Linked DNA regions of Homo sapiens: region 2 is linked to region 1. Evidence: chromatin loops called from intact Hi-C (ENCODE). Cell type or tissue: heart left ventricle. All regions are shown on one strand. Links, peaks and the distances in the headings refer to the core of each region. The heading gives the core; the rest is flanking DNA. Region 1 overlaps CECR2 (CECR2 histone acetyl-lysine reader). Region 2 overlaps CECR2 (CECR2 histone acetyl-lysine reader).

Region 1 (8,330 bases), core at 293-8,292:
TTTCATGTGGCATTTACTGTGTGCCACTGCTTCATTTAATCATTACAACCCTTGAAAATAGACACTTTTAATGTGAAAAATAATTTATTGTAGTAAACACATTTTAAAGTGGTCAGTTCAGTAATATTAAGTAGATTCACATTGTTGTCAAAGAGATATCCAAAACTGTTTCGTCTTCCAAATGCCAGCCGCATATCTGAAACACCATACCCATTAAAATAATGGGGAAACATTTTAACTGATCAGCCAGCATTTTAACTGTTTGGCCATTTCTTTTGTTCTGCAGGATTAAAAATAGCTCTCCTGTTTCTTTCCTTGGCTGTTTTGATAGAACATTCTTCCTCTGTATTTCATCACAGGATGGTGAGACCAGGGCTTGTATTTACTGTGCCTTGGTTTATCCATTTGGTACTAACTGGGGGGGGTTTATAGTTACTAAAGGGAAAGAGAAAAGGCTTTACTCTCCAGGGGTTCGTCACCTATTCTTGGTTCTCATCTTTACTGATTCTGCATTTTAAGTTCTGCTGAGCTCCAGGGGTAAGTTCAGCAATGTCTTCATCACCTCACAAGTTAGCTTGGACCTGCAAATTTTTGGGTGGGTTTTCTGGGTGGCTTCTGACACAGTAAACATAATATCATAGAATTATATTTAAAAAGCAATTTTACATGTTGAACCCTGTTTTTAATGACTTCATGAGTTAGTTACTATATTCCAGGGATGGTGAAATGGGGAATATGGTAGGTAAGGGAGAAGAGTTGGAATATTTAATAAGTGACGCAGAGTTCCTCTCCCTATGTGTGTCCTTTGAGGGACCATTTAAGCCTATTCGATTCTCCTTGGAAGAGCTAGTCCAGCATCCCTGATATTCTACTTTCTATTGTGTTAGAAGAAAAGGCACTCCTGACATTATTGCTACAATGTAGAAAACTTGTCTTGCCTCCTTGGAGGATAGTATTCTAGCTAGAACCTAGGCAGCGCTGGTGAAAATGGCCATGATAAAGGCGGAAGCCAGAAGAGGATGTCTGTGTGCCGAAGGCGGAGATGGAGAAAAAGGTAATTAAATTTCTTGGAAACCACATAGTAAAAGTGATCCTCTAAGGAGATGCCACATGAACCATACGGCAAACTTTATGCAGTCACCTCCTTGAAAACACCCTCCCAGTTCTTAGCTTATCTTCTCAAATGTGGCCTTTGTTATTTATTTATTTCTGTAGAGATGGGGTCTCGCTATGTTCCTCAGGCTGGTCTTGAACTCCTGGCTTTAAGCAATCCTCCCATCTCAGCCTCCAGTGTTGCCTTTATTATTTAATTTGGTACTTCCATGCTTAAAAAAATCTTAGGAGAAATTAGTTAGTACAGACTGTAGCACCTTTAATCACGATCCGATTGTGCTCTTAGTTTATGATGGCAGGGAAGGGAACAGAACAGGACGTGTAGAAACCTGGGGATGCATGGACGCCACAGTGACAGTGAGCACTGGTGGGAGCAGCGTGGGGGAGCTTGGCTGGGAAGACTTTGCAGATAAAGTTTCTCCCGTAAAGAACTGCAGTACAGTTCAGCAGAGGGACGGGATTTCCACCTAGGGAGAATGGTACATGTGAGGGCTCTTAGAGAAAAGACACAGTGGTTGGGGCGGTCACTGTAATTGTAGAAACCATCAGGCCTTTCTAGAATGGAGAACATTGGCCGGGGGGAGCAGCTTGGTTTTGGGAAGAACACTGTACTCGGTGACCTGGGTTTCCACTCAGCTCTGTCACTGATTTGCTTAGTGCCCTTGGAGAAGCCAGTTAACCTTTCTGGACCTAGTTTATCTTGCTGTTGTTGTTTTTTCTCCCTTAAAAGAGACAGGGTCTTGCTGTGTGGCCCAGGCTGGTCTCAAACTCCTGGGCTCAGTGATCCTCCTACCTCAGCCTCCCAAGTGTCTGGGACTGTAGGCATGCACCACCACACCCGGCTAGTTTCTACATCTTTAAATTGAGAGAATGGAAATACGTGATCTGTAGTTTCATTTCCGGCTCTAGCTGATTCTGACTTACCTATCAAATGAGATTGGCCTGGGAGTTTTGGCTTTGAAGATTTTGCTTCTGTTGTAAGTCACTGGGAGGCTTGCCCAGTGCCCAGCTTAAAACATGAGCCATTCAAGTCTTCCCTCGCCTCGGCTGGCCTTTACTTGTGGCAGATCTTGAATTCCTATTTCTCCGTTCTCTCATTTAGTAAGTCCTTTAGAACCTTCCTCTTGTGCTGTTGCTTGGGCTAACATCTCCCCTCCCACCCTCTACCACTAGAATTCCTTGTATATACACAGCAGCTAGATTAGTCTCACTTTGCCTCTCTATAGAAATAAACTGAGGTAGATCTCCATTGTCTCCCGAAGAAAGGCCAAACTCATTAGCTGGGTATTCAGGATCGCCTGTCAATCTCAGCTCACATTACTCCCCTTCACATAATCTAAAGAATAGTTAAACTGAACCTAATATCCTCCTGCACCTGGTCATGCCCTGCCTCTCTCCATTGTCACTCGGTCACAATTACCATCTCACGAAATCTCCCAGGCTTCCACAGCAGAAGTAACCCTTTTCTTCTCAGCTCCCATAGCGTGTTTTCTGTACCTGCTAGTACTGATTGATTTGTGTTTTTTGTTTGTTTGAGACAGTGTCTCACTCTGTCGCCCAGGCTGGAGTACGCTGGCACGATCTCATTTCACTGCAATCTCTGCCTCCTGGTTTCAAGCGATTCTTGTGTCTCAGCCTTAGTAGCTGGGATCACAGGTGCGTGCCACCATGCCTGGCTAATTTTTGTATTTGTAGTAGAGACAGGGTATGACCATGTTGGCTAGACTGGTCTCAATCTCTTGACCTCAAGTGAGCCACCATGCCTGGCCAGAGCCGTATTATTTCTATATAAGAAGGAAACCCCACCCCGTTTTGTGTCTGCTATCATGTAATTGCTGTTAAGATCACAACTTGCATCTTATGCACATCTCGTACTTTTCAGAACCGTTAATAAGATTGTCAGAAGTTTGGTTTTTCTGGGGATTACTGATCTGGTTATGAGCAAGTCAAACCATAGGGAGCAGACTCTTGGGAAATGGTTTGCATGCAGAAGATTGCATCCTGGTTGAAAGAATGTGGGCAAACTTTTCTAGTAGGAGACTTGATGGCCTAGAAAACATTCTGTCATCTAAGAAAATACCTGCTTATTTTGGGGGTGTTGGGAAGGGAAATAGGATCTCCTAAAGTTCCCCACCACCACTTTTTGTCCAGTGGTCCCTTTCCAAACAATTGCTTGTTGGAATACCGTGTCGAGGCAAGCTGAACCCCAAGGAAAGCAAAGACATTCACAGAGACGTTACCTCATTCTGTTTAGATGATGTAAGATTAGCCTTGGATCTCGCAATCACCTTTCATCAGCCATGTAGGTGTGGCATCCCAAAATAAAAATTGTCATTATCACTTACTAACAAATGCCATTCAAAATACAGTGGTTCTTTAAAGCTGTTGCAGATGGTTTATCTCTTGAGAAGGTTGAGTAAATGACAAATGTTTCATAAACAATTACATGAGCACTCCTTTCCTCTCTTTTGCGATTAAAATAGCAGTACAGCACATTTGTATTTATACTCGATTATATATAATCAAAGAGTTAAGCTCTTTAATTATGCAGCTAGCATTGATTTATCAAAAAGAGTTATGTGTGTTTCTTCTCATGTGCCGGTAAGAGGAATGGGGTTGGGGAGGGAGTAGTGAGAGAAATAAAACCCTGGGAAAAAGAAAACGCGGAATCCGGTTGCTCTTCTCACAGTAGCCAGAAGGAAGGGCAGAGCTGATCTCTGGCAAGTCCTTCCGCTGCTGGGACCATTCAGTTCTTGGGGCTTGTGCTGGCGGTAGGAAGGGGTGTGTATTTTAAGAAATCTCTGTTTGATTTCTCAACTTCCCTCTCTCCCTCCCTCAGGAGTTAGAAGCCGCTCTTCACAGAGATGACGTGGAGTTTATCAGTGACCTGATTGCCTGCCTGCTTCAGGGCTGCTATCAACGAAGAGATATCACGTGAGTAATTCTGATCTTTCTAAGCATTTCTTGCGCCAAGAACTAATTAACCAACCATAGTGATGTTTCCTGTCTCCTGTGACAAACCAGAACCGATCATTAGGCATCACGGGACACTGTAGATGGAGGACGTACACGTAAATTTCCAGGCTGTGTTTGGCTTATTCTGCAGTTGGGTTTTTATTCCATCATAATCTTTGAGTTTATTTCATTCTCACAAATCCATATCACTTACTCTTGGATACCCCAGCTAACATATTTTAGTGTAGAATTTCTTCTTATATTTGCCATTTTCTGATTTTGCAGTATTGGTAAAGTATTGCCTAAGAAATCAAAACTAGTTTTTATTACCTTTCTGTCATTTGAGTATCTTCTGTTGTTTACATAGCCAGCAGCACTGATGTAATAAAAAAAAAAGAGAGATGTGTAGAGACATTGAGCAAAATGTGATGTATGGAGACAAATAAAGGAGAGTCCTGATAGGACCTCTTGTTTTGATCTTTACTTAATACACGTTTCTTTGCTATGTGTCTATATAGGACAGAACTACAGGGCAAACTCACAAAAAGGTGAGATGCAATGGGTTTCCTGGTCTCTTGCCTTCTGATGCCATGTAGGGGGTTTGAGTTGTTATGGTTTGCCTTTCTCAGATAGGTAAAATGGTATCAAATTTTTTTTTTTTTTTTTTTTTGAGACGGAGTCTCACTCTGTCGCCCAGGCTGGAGTGCAGTGGCGCAATCCCGGCTCACTGCAAGCTTCACCTCCCAGGTTCACGCCATTCTCCTGCCTCAGCCTCTCGAGTAGCTGGGACTACAGGCACTCGCCACCACGCCCGGCTAATTTTTTGTATTTTTAGTGGAAATGGGGTTTCACCGTGTTAGCCAGGATGGTCTCGATCTCCCGACCTCGTGATCTGCCCGCCTCGACCTCACAAAGTGCTGGGATTACAGGCGTGAGCCACCGCGCCTGGCCAAGTATCAGATATTTTTGTTCTAACGAATTCAGTCTGTTAGGGCTGGGAAACGATGCTTGTTGTTAATGTGCAATAAAGTTGTAGACAAGGTAAGAAGGAGATGTAAATGCTGTTTTTCTCAGGGTGGAAGTCTGCATTCTCTAGGGGAGAGTTATTGCTCGTGCACTAAGTATAATGACTTTTCCCCCTAGAATACCCAGGTTGTATTTGTAAATAAAAATAAACATAAAATATACCTTAGAATATTTTCTTCCGTTCTCTATTTAGGATGTAGACTTGGGAGTTTGTAATTTTTAAGCACTGTTGTATTCGTACCTTGTGTTTAATTCCACATTTTCATAACCTGGAATTTTTTTTCATTATAGCAATCAGTTTTCTTATAACCACATTTTCTAAATGTCATTGTCAAATAATCCAGTCTGGTAGCTGACAAGTTATGTCTAGCTTTTAGCTGTTATAAACATATATAATGCATAGCTTTGTACAAAATTCACCAGGTTCCTGGAAGTACATCACTCAGTCAAAAGATATGCCCATTTAAGATCTTCATTTTAAGCAAGGCTTAAAGGCTTTTGCCAGGTTTCCCGTCACAGAGGTGGTTGTATTTTAGCCTTAAATGATCAGTGCGTGAGAGTGTCTGCTTGGATGATCCTTGTGAGCCCTCTGTACACAGACTAGTAGGTACTGGCAGCACAAACACTCACCAGATCTCTTAGAGTTCACAGTTGTGACAGGGAGGTCCATGAATCATTACAGTAATGATTATATAGTTGCCAGTTATGTAATTACAACAGTAAGTGCTTAGAAATAAAAATACAACATATTAACAGAGCATACAACCTGGGGTAAGAAAGTGACTTGTGAACTGAGCCTTCACATATGGGCTGTTTTCTCTCATAGGATATTCCTCCGTGGCTGAGTTCATCCTCTAATTTGTCCTTCTGTTTAAAATTGATCTTAACTAATTCTGCTTGTTTGTTCTTCCAGATAGTGGTTACAAAGTTATGTCCTGTTCTTTAAGAACTCCCCTTATCTAATCATTCTAACTAGAATCAAATAAACCTATGAAGAAATGTGGGCAAAATTGACATCCCTACAATGTGGTCTTTCTTTTTTTTTTTTTTTTTTTTGGGACAGGGTCTTGCTGTTTCACCCAGGCTGGAGTGCAGTGGCAGGATCCTGTCTCACTGTAGCCTCAACCTGGGCTCTAGCAGTCTTCCCACCTCAGCCTCCTGAGTAGCTCAGGACAGGACTGTGCCACCATCCCCAGCTGATTTTTAACAATTTTTTGTAGAGACAAGGTCTGTGTTCCCTGGCTGGTCTTGAACTCCTGGTCTCAAGCGATCCTGCTGCCTTGGCCTCTCAAAGTGCTGGGATTACAGGTGTGAGCCACTGTGCCTTGCCCCTACAAGTATTTATTAAATAATAGAATACCGTATCCCTGTATCTGTCTTTAATTTGCAGAGTTTATTGGCCTTGATTTTTTTCTTGAGTTAGTATTCTTTTGACTCTCTAGGATTATTATCTATCTCTTTTTTCAGTGTTAATACTGATGTCTGCTTCAAGCTGTATTATCCATTGTTAAGTAACAAATTACCCTAAAACTTAGCAACTTAAAACCACAAAAAGTGTAATCTTACAGTTTCTGTGGGTCAGGAACCTGGACAAACCACTACTGGTGTGTTTAGCTCGAGTTAGCTTACAGGTCTGTGATCAAGGTACCAGTGACAGCAGTCATCTTGAAACTTACTACTCATGTATAATACACACACACACACACACACACACACACACACACACACACAGAGAAAAGTGCTCATTTCCTAATTCTAAAGCTCAATGAATTTTCACAAACTGAACACACCTGTGTAACAGAGAACCTGGACAAGAAAGAACACTACAATCTACTTTACTTTTTTCCCTGAAGGGAATTGCCTAAAATGATGGTTCCACATGCGGTTACTGTGAATGTACACTCGTTCTTGTCTGAAGTTCTACTTTGATCTCATTCTAAAGAAAGAGAAATTTGGATAAGTAAATGTTTACCTGTTATGCCTCCAAGACTAAACTGTTCTATGCAGCTTAAAAAGTTACTTAATTTCGGCCGGGCGCAGTGGCTCATGCCTATAATCTCAGCACTTTGGGAGGCCGAGACGGGCAGATCACTTGAGGTCGGGAGTTCAAGAGCAGTCTGGCCAATGTGATGAAACCCGGTCTCTACTAAAAATACAAAAATTAGCCAGGCGTGGTGGTGCACGCCTGTAGTCCCAGCTACTCAGGAGGCTGAGATGGGAGAATTGCTTCAACCCGGGAGGCGGAGGTTGCAGTGAGCCAAGATCGCACCATTGCACTCCAGCGTGGGCGAAAGAGTGAGACTCCATCTCTTTTTTTTTTAAAAAAAAAAAAGGCCGGGCACGGTGCCTCACGCCTGTAATCCCAGCACTTTGGGAGGTGGAGGCGGGCAGATCACGAGGTCAGGAAATCAAGACCATCCTGGCTAACACGGTGAAACCCCGTCTCTACTAAAAATACAAAAAATTAGCCGGGCGTGGTGGTGGGCGCCTGTAGTCCCAGCTACTTGGGAGGCTGAGGCATGAGAATGGCGTGAACCCGGGAGGTGGAGGTTGCAGTGAGCCAAGATCGTGTCATTGCACTCCAGCCTGGGTGACAGAGCGAGACTCTGTCTCAAAAAAAAAAAAAAAAAAAAAGTAACTTCATTTAGTTGTGCATAATTCGCCTCATCTATAAAATGGAATTAGTGACAATATTCAGTAAAGTTATTATGAGGATTAAACGAAATGATGAGTGAGAGTAATCATCATGAAACACTATGCCTAGTTCCTCCAAAGGCTCAGCAGAAAACAGATTTTGACTCAACCAAGTGTCTGTATCCTTTTCCGTTGTGGTTTGCATGTTTTAGAACAGGGGCCAGCAAATGTTTTTTGTAAAGGGCCAGATAGTCAATACAGGCATGCATCACATACTGTCATTTTGTTCAGTGGCAGACCTCATGTACGACAGTGGTCACACGAGGTTGTGATAGACACAAAAATTTTTATCCCCTAGAGATATTATTGCCCTTGTAACATGCTTGCACATGCATTACTCATGTGGTTATGGTGATGCTGGTGTAAACAAACCTAGTGCGCTACCAGTCATATAAAGACCTAGCACTTACAGGCCAGGCGTGGTGGCTCACGCCTGTAATCCTAGCACTTTGGGAGGCCGAGGCGGGCGGATCACCAGGTCAGGAGATCAAGACCATCCTGGCTAACACAGTGAAACCCCATCTCTACTAAAGATACAAAAA
Region 2 (8,330 bases), core at 82-8,081, 99 kb before region 1:
ATTAAGTAATAGAAATAGCTAAAAGAAACTTGTAAGTACATCCATCATATCAGTGGTTCCTAAACCTGGCACCAGGGTAGGAGACTTTGTTTTGGTGTACGTGTGTGCACTTTGCTGGAGGAGAGGGCCTATTGCTCTCATCACATTCTGGAAGCAGCCCCCAACCCATACGAGGTTAAGAAGCCCTGAACTAGTTGAAAGAGTAAGTTGGCCCCAATTAGGGGTTCAGAAGCCTACTTTTGTGACACAAGATGTGCCGCACTAGGAGTTAGGAAACTTGTATTCTGATTGTGCTGCTGTAACTGACTGTGATTTTGGGCAGGTCAAAATAACGTGATGATAAATGACACTGCGTAGTACTTGGTACATTTTCAAAATGTTATCCCATTTTCTCCTTAGCCGGCCTTAACCATCACCATGAGGCAGGGGTATTCTCATTTCACAGATGTGGAAGTTGAAAGTCTACAGAGGCTAATGCTTGCACAGGGACTCTCACCTGGATCTCAGGTTCTTTGAGGCCAAATTCTGCCTGTTTCTACCACATCGCACTGCTTCTGCAGGTCTTATTATCTTTAAAATGACGGGCCAGACCCATATGGAATGGCCAGATTCCACAGTGCACCTCTAGAGTTCTTTGGCTCTTAATAGTGTGGGGTACAGAAGATCTTTTTAAAAAACTTCTGAACTAAGTGCAAAGGGACAAATTCAAGTATTCATTCATTTATTTCAGCAAATATATATATATTTTTGAGTCAGAGTCTCACTCTGTCGCCCAGGCTAGAGTGCAGTGGTGTGATCTCGGCTCACTGCAACCTCCACCTCCTGGGTTCAAGCGATTCTCCTGCCTCAGCCTCCCAAGTAGCTGGGATTACAGGCATGCACCACCATGCCTGGCTAATTTTTGTGTTTTTAGTACAGACGGGGGTTTCTCGATGTTGGTCAGGCTGGCCTCGAACTCCCGACCTCAGGTGATCCACCTGCCTCAGCCTCCCAAAGTGCTGGGATTACAGGCATGAGCCACTACACCCAGCCAGCAAATGTTTATTAAGCATCTACTACATTAGGCAGTGTACTAGGTGCCGATATGGTTGTGAACATAATAGAGAAATACCTGCTTGCTTTTTAGTGCAATGAGACAGACAATGTATATAATGTCAAAAGGCCCCAAGTAGAGTGGGGTGGAGGCTTGCACAGGGCCATGGTGAGGTGTAGATTGTTGCTGTTTAAAACAGGGTGATTAGTAGGGCCTGCCTGAGGAGGTGAGTGATTTAAAGTGATTTTTAAAATAGTGCTTTGTCGCTGGTGGCTCACGCCTGTAATCCCAGCACTTTTGGGAGGCCGAGGCGGGCGGATCATGAGGTCAGGAGTTCAGGACCAGCCTGACCAATATGATGAAACCCCGTCTCTACTAAAAGTACAAAAATTAGCCAGGTATGGTGGTGCATGCCTGTAATCCCAGCTACTTGGGAGGCTGAGGCAGGAGAATTCATTGGAGCCGGGAGACGGAGGTTGCGGTGAGCTGAGATCGCGCCATTGCACTCCAGCCTGGGCAACAGAGCGAGAGGGAGACTCTTATCTAAAAAAAAAAAAAAATAGTCCTTTGTCACACTAATCTATTTAATGTAACATACTAGAGGATAAAATGCCTTCTAAAGATTCAGGATCTGCACCCTCACCAAGGAGGAAAGCCAAAGAACAGGATGTGAATTACAGAAGGACAGATCTGTGCAGGCTAAGATCCTGAAAGGGGAGAATGTGCTATCATAATGTAACTCTTTAAAAGTGAATACCAGGTCCCCTTTCTATTTATACCCACGCTTTGAAAGGAAAGGCTTGCTGCTTTGGTGTGTGTGTGTGTGCCCACCATGTGAAGCTTCAAAGGCTTCACAGTTGGGATCTTCTGCAGTTTAGAAGGGGCAGCGCCTTCTCATCTCTGAAGGGCGGCCTGCGTTAGCACATGGCTCGCTTTGCAACGGAAGTTAAGTTGCTTAATGTTCTGGAATACACTTAGGAAAGCCTAAAATACACCTTGGCAGCATTCAGTACTACCGATCATCTGCCCCTTTGATCAAGGGAGCTCAGTGTGGGATTCCATGGTGTGCTGGGGCTCGCACAATGCAGTGCGCTTGGCAGAGTGCGGAAAACTGCAGTGCAAAGGTGGTTTAGGTAAAAATGTGGTGTGTGGACAGAGCCAAAGGGGAGCTTCTAAGTACATGGTCTTAGATGTAGTTGATGTGACTAAACACATTTTCTTTTTTTTTGTTTTTTTTTTTTGAGATGGAGTCTTGCTTTGTCGCCCAGGCTGGAGTGCAGTGGCGTGATCTCAGCTCACTGCAACCTCTGCCTCCTGGGTTCAGGTGATTCTCCTGCCTCAGCCTCCCGAGTAGCTGGGATTTCAGACATGTGCCATCTGCCTGGCTAATTTTTGTATTTTTAGGAGAGATGGGGTTTCGCTGTGTTGGCCAGGCTGGTCTCAAACTCCTGACCTCGTGATCCACCCTCCTCGGCCTCCCAAAGTACTGGGATTAAAGGCATGAGCCACCGCTCCCAGCCCCTAAACACATTTTCAAAAGGCAGCAATCAGAAAGCTGGATTGTGGGCCCACCTGTCTTTAAGTTGTGTTCTTAGGCAGATGACTGTGGGTTTCAGGTGCCCCATCTATAGACTCAGTGATTCCTAGGTGTTCCTATGTCTAAAGTTCTGTGATTCTAGAAATGTTTCTCAGCATGCATAACACTCTTAACTAATCTAGAAAATTGCTGACTCACCAGTTAGGGTCAAGGTTAGGATCCACATCTTACAAATTAATTACGTACCAAGTGAAAACTGCAAATCCATACTTGGTGTGTTTGCAAATTATAGGAATTTTTTCTTTCTCTTTCTCTGGCATCTTGTCTGCAAATAAGCTACTTTGAAAGTAGCTTTTGAGACTTGAAGATTGACATGTTCACTATCTCTAGTGTTCTTAAAGTGACCTAAGATTTTGTGCTTTGAGATTTTGAGGAATTCTGGAGGCTGAAGGCATTGAATTATGTGATTCTTACTTCATTTTTTTTTTTTTTTAAAGACAGTATCTCACTATGTTACCCAGGCTGGATTTGAACCCCTGAGCTCAAGTGATCCTCCTGCCTCAGCCTCCCCAGTAGCTGGGACTCCAGGCACATGCCACTGCCTTTGGCTTCCTTTCACTTAGTCTGTTTCTTATATCTCATGTCATCAATAGCTAGAACTCTGAATAAGATCCACTTACAGCTTCTGGCTTGTGGTTTGCCTTTCATTTGCTATTATAACCTTTTCAGATGGCTGCTACCCTTCCTCCATATTTGCATATTTCATGGGATGCTATCCCTTGGATGCTTTTATTATATCTTTATATTAGCCTCTAACAAATATCAGTCAATTTATATTGGAAAACTTGGGGACAGTCATTTTTCAGCAGCTCTTAGGATTGAGAAAGGAATGAATGATTGGAAAGTAAGAGTGAGCTCCAGATTGTGTTCCTTTAATCCTCTGGGTTTCTCAGCCTCAGCACTATTGATAGTTTGATCTGAAAATCTGTTGTGGGAAGCTGTTATATGAGGAATGTTATATGCGTTTTGTTTTGTTTTGTTTTGTTTTTGAGACGGAGGCTTGCTCTGTTGCCCAGGCTGGAGTGCAGTGGCGCTATCTTGGCTCACTGCAACCTCCGCCCCCCGGGTTCACGCCATTCTCCTGCCTCAGCCTCCTGAGTAGCTGGGACTACAGGTGCCCACCACCACGCCCGGCTAATTTTTTGTGTTTTTAGTAGAGACGGGGTTTCACCGTGTTAGCCAGGATGGTCTGGATCTCCTAACCTTGTGATCCGCCCGCCTTGGCCTCCCAAAGTGCTGGGATTACAGGTGTGAGCCACCGCGCTGGGCTGTTTTTTTGTTTTTTTGTTTTTTTGTTTTTGGGAGACGGAGTTTTGCTCTGTTGTCCAGGCTGGAGTGCAGTGGCACGATCTCGGCTCACTGCAACCTCTGCCTCCCGGGTTCACACCATTCTCCTGCTTCAGCCTCCTGAGTAGCTGGGACTACAGGTGCCCACCACCACGCCTGGCTAATTTTTTGTATTTTTAGTAGAGACGGGGTTTCACCGTGTTAGCCAGGATGGTCGCAATCTCCTGACCCCCTCCTCGGCCTCCCAAAGTGTTGGGATTACAGGTGTGAGCCGGCCCACCTGGCCCTCGTTTTAAGATGTTTAGCAGTATTGTTGGCCTCTATGCTCCAGGTGCCAATAGCACCCCCAGTCATGACAAATATAAATGTCTCCAGACATTGCCAAATATGTCCGGCGGGGTGAAATTGTCCTGCTTTTGAGAATCATTACTTTAGTGTGTGAGGTAGAGATGACTTTTCAGTGTTGGTCATTGTATAGAAGGTACACCCTATGTGAGATAGATGAGTTTTTCCTTGTGATGGGCATTTTTTCCCCTAAATGCAAACCTTTAGTATTTTTGTTTATGGAAATTTAAGGAAGTTAAAGTTGCTCCCAGATGTGAATGTCATCAGCAATTGTACATGTCACAAACCTGGGAAACAGATGTTTTGTTAATTTTTTTCTTTCTTTGAGACAGAGTTTTGCTTTTGTGGCCCACCCAGGCTGGAGTGCAGTGGTGCGATCTCGGCTCACTGCAATGTCTGCTTCCCAGGTTCAAGCAATTCTCCTGCCTCAGCCTCTCAAGAAGCTGGTATTACAGGCGTGTGCCACCACACCCGGCTAATTTTTGTATTTTTAGTAGAGACAGGGTTTCACCATCTTGGTCAGGCTGGTTTCGAACTCCTGACCTCCAGTGATCAGCCCACCTCAGCCTCCCAAAGTGCTGGGATTACAGGCCTGAGCCCCCCGCGCCTGGCATTGTTAATTTTTTTCTCTTTCCTAGAACGTCATTTAAGGAAAGAAGAGAGTTTGGGGCTAGTAGGGAGGGAACTGTGAAGCTAACTGAGGCTGATAAAGAAAGGCCTTCCCCTACAAAAGGCCTCCCTGAAGCAGGGCCTGGCTGCCTAGTGCCGCAGGGAGGAGGGGTGAGGGGTGTTTGTGCTGCAGCCTGGGGCTGGAGCGGCTGCCATTGCCTGTCAGGGCACAAGGCTCTTGACAGATCTCTTGAGCATTGAGCAGTGGTGTACTGGGGAGGGCGTTATCCATGACCAGGTCAAAAGTTCAGTGGGACCTACGTTGAAGGTGTGTGTGTGTGTGTGTGTGTGTGTGTGTGTGTGTGTGTGTGTTTGCGATATATGCATATGTAAAGTTCATTATTCCGTCAGAATTTTCAGTGTAGAACACAGCGACCACATGAGCTTGAAGCTGCTCTAAATGTTTTTTAATGATTTTTCATGTTTAATTTTGCTCTCAGCAAGCATGGTGAAATATTTTATGGATTCAAATAGATTTTTATTTTGGTTTGGGGAGCAAACGGTATTGTGAGTGTGACTCAAGCAGTCTAGTGCACTGTGAAGGGCTTTGAGCTTCTTGGAAGAAAGATACCATAGAACTTCAAGGAAATGAGATCACATTATCTGTGGCTTTTGAAGATGTTTTTCATTGAATGTCCATCTCCAAGTCCTTCTTTTCCATCTTGGGGTATTCAATCCCCACAGAGACCCTGTGTCTTGTTTTTTATTCTTTATCTCTTTGGCTGGGAACTAAGGTCTGACCATTGTTTTTTTTTGTTTTCTCTTCTACTCCCTTGTGCTCTACTCATGCCCTAGGGTTTGTTCTGGGCATCAGTGGAGGAGGGGTAGAATTTCTGGCTTGCAGCAAGGTGTTAAATCCGAGAATTTGTGTAAATAAGTTGGTGTGAAGTCAATCAGTTCTACAGCCAAAAGCAGTTTTCTCCTCTTTAGAGGGCAGATGACCCCTCTGAATAATTCTCTCATGTGTTCTTTTTTGTACTTCGTTAGCCATACACTCATTTAAACTGTAATATGGTTTATGCAAAAATATATAGAAGATAGTATTTCATTCTCCTTTTTAAAGTCCCTGACCTCATGTGGCCTTTACAAAAGACATTGGCCGGTTTAAATGATGTCATATGCGTATAAGTTTCACACTGGAATGGTCAGCTTTTAGCTTTGGTTCTACAGCCCAGACTCTTTATGAGCTAAATCAGGTCTACTTTTTCCCTAGGGTGGGTTTGCTGGAGTGACGTGTGACTTGGCATTGTGTCACTGAGGCATGTGGCCACCTGAATTGAATGTGTGAGTGGCTGTCAGAACAGACTGTGTGTACCCTCCCTTGCTCCTCCCCACCCATCACCTCCAAAAGTAAGTGATGAAAATAGAGGAAGCCGTGGGGCCACAATTAAGCTCACTGCTTCACGTTTTCAATGTTGAACTTTAAATCACACCCAATTAATAATTCCTGAGAATGGATAAGTTCTTAGAATTGAAAAATGCTGTTCAGCAGTCTTGTTGACTGCAAGAGTGTTTTCTTCTCCTGGCCGGTTCCTTTTAATGAACAGCCCTACCCTGAGTGTTCATTGTCTCAGCAACAATGGCACTGAGGACAGTTGATTTGCTTGACAGAAAATGTGTTAAATTAACAGATCTACTTCTTTAGCAAATCCTTTCTCTTCTCCATTCCCCATTATGTCTCTCTGTCTTCCTGAAAGGTTGTTTGTGAATTCTTTTAGGTGTGGGGACAATTTTTATAGCAGAGGCCTGGAGTTCTTTGTTCAGGGAACATTGTTGTACACGGGGGTGGGCGGGGGGGAAGGTGCTTTAAAGAAAAAATTTCACCTGTTGTCATAATAAAGGAATTTAATTTTGGATTATTTTCCACTCTTACACTGGCATTGATTTGGGTTAGTATCCACACGAATGTACTGATGCTTTTCACATTGGTTCTGAAAGACTTTCCCCCCATTTTCCTTTGTGGTGTTAAAGCAGCCCCCCAGCCCTCCTTACAGGAATGTTGAAGATTGGGAGGGGGATGCTTGGTTGAGGATGCTTGTGACACGTAACTCTAGACTTTTTTTTTAACACGGAACACTTCACGACTCTGCGTGTCATCTTGCATAGGCCAGTTTTAGTGCAAGTGCTGCTGGAGTGAGTGCATAACCCTGGATTTTCATCGCTTTCAGCAATGGAACCCATCTTCCTTACCCCTGACTCCGCTTGGATTTCTGTAACATGCACATTTTTAAGGTTAAAGTGAAATGTTTTTAAAAAAGGGAAAATCTCAAAACCCAATCAGCCTTCCCTGTGTTATTGTCATCATTATTAATACTGAGGTTGCAGAGGTATGTGGCAGAGTCCCTGTTGTGCTGCTGCCCTGGGGGAATTTGTCTGTCGAAAAGGGGCAGGGCAGCAGTGGTATTGTGAAACCTATGTTGTTTGCCCAGTGAGCGATAGGGAATATAATTGCTGTAAGAGTTCAGAGGAAGGCAGAGATGGCGAGTGAAACGCTTCCTGGAGGAAGCATCATGCTTCTGGGGGTCATGCTGAGTAAGTCAGTGTAGTTAGCTAGGTCAGAGAGCCCCCACATTTTTTTTTTTTGTTTTTTTTGAGACGGAGTCTCACTCTGTCACCCAGGCTGGAGTGCAGTGGCACAATCTTGGCTCACTGCGAGCTCCGCCTCCTGGGTTCACCCCATTCTCCTGCCTCAGTCTCCCTAGTAGCTGGGACTACAGGCGCCTGCCACCACGCCCTGCTAATTTTTTTTTTTTTTTTTAGTAGGGACGAGGTTTCGCCGTGTTAGCCAGGATGGTCTTGATCTCCTGACCTTGTGATCCGCCCGCCTTGGCCTCCCAAAGTGCTGGGATTACAGGCGTGAGCCACTGTGCCCGGCCAGAGAGCCCCTTCCTCATAGAGACTAATAGAAAAAGAGGTTGAGAGAGAGAGATCATAGAGGCAACATTGCAACAAGCCTTGAAGACTGGCCTCACTGGTGATCATTTTTCTTCAGGCAGTGGAGAAACCAAGTTTTAGAGTAAGAAGTCCTGTATACTAAGTGTTTTAGGTTAAATCTGGTTTTGGTAGCTGGAATAGAACAGACTGGAAGAAGAAAGACTAGTTTTAGCTACAGGCACACCTCAGAGATATTTTGGGGTCAGTTCCAGACTATTGCCATAAGGTGAATATTGCAGTAAAGTGAGTCACATGAAATTTTTGGTTTCACAGGGCATATAAAAGTTATGTTCACAGTATACTATAGCCTGTTAAGTGTGCAGTAGCATTATGTCTTAAAAAATAATGTATATACCTTAATTAAAAAATATTTTAGGCTGGGCACAGTGGCTCACGCCTGTAATCCCAACACTTTGGGAGGCTGAGGCTGGCGAATGGCTTGAGCCCAGGAGTTTGAGACCAGCC

What was found. Peaks named below come from ENCODE experiments on the same cell type or tissue, not always from the same donor. Only the 100,000 strongest peaks of a DNase experiment are listed, where the experiment ranks them.
Region 2: a loop joins it to region 1, with 2.7 times the contacts of the local background. A loop is called at or near these places in 10 of 110 quality-filtered maps.

Annotation. Positions count from the first base shown.
Region 1 is chr22:17,473,636-17,481,965 of GRCh38, forward strand. CECR2 (CECR2 histone acetyl-lysine reader) reads left to right here. Exons shown (of 19, transcript NM_001290047.2): 2 at 3,953-4,047. Among named protein-coding and RNA genes, the nearest start is that of SLC25A18, 86 kb to the right of the region's middle. RefSeq lists an enhancer at 2,033-2,586. In heart left ventricle, for the core only: no CTCF peak of the experiment used is centred there; a DNase peak (open chromatin) is centred at 3,866; H3K4me3 peaks cover 1,128 bases; H3K27ac peaks cover 348 bases.
Region 2 is chr22:17,374,383-17,382,712 of GRCh38, forward strand. All of the region lies in intron 1 of CECR2 (CECR2 histone acetyl-lysine reader), which reads left to right. Among named protein-coding and RNA genes, the nearest start is that of CECR2, 9.1 kb to the left of the region's middle. RefSeq lists enhancers at 1,093-2,043, 2,044-2,991, 4,770-5,447, 5,444-5,613, 6,216-6,776. In heart left ventricle, for the core only: no CTCF peak of the experiment used is centred there; a DNase peak (open chromatin) is centred at 5,049; H3K27ac peaks cover 554 bases.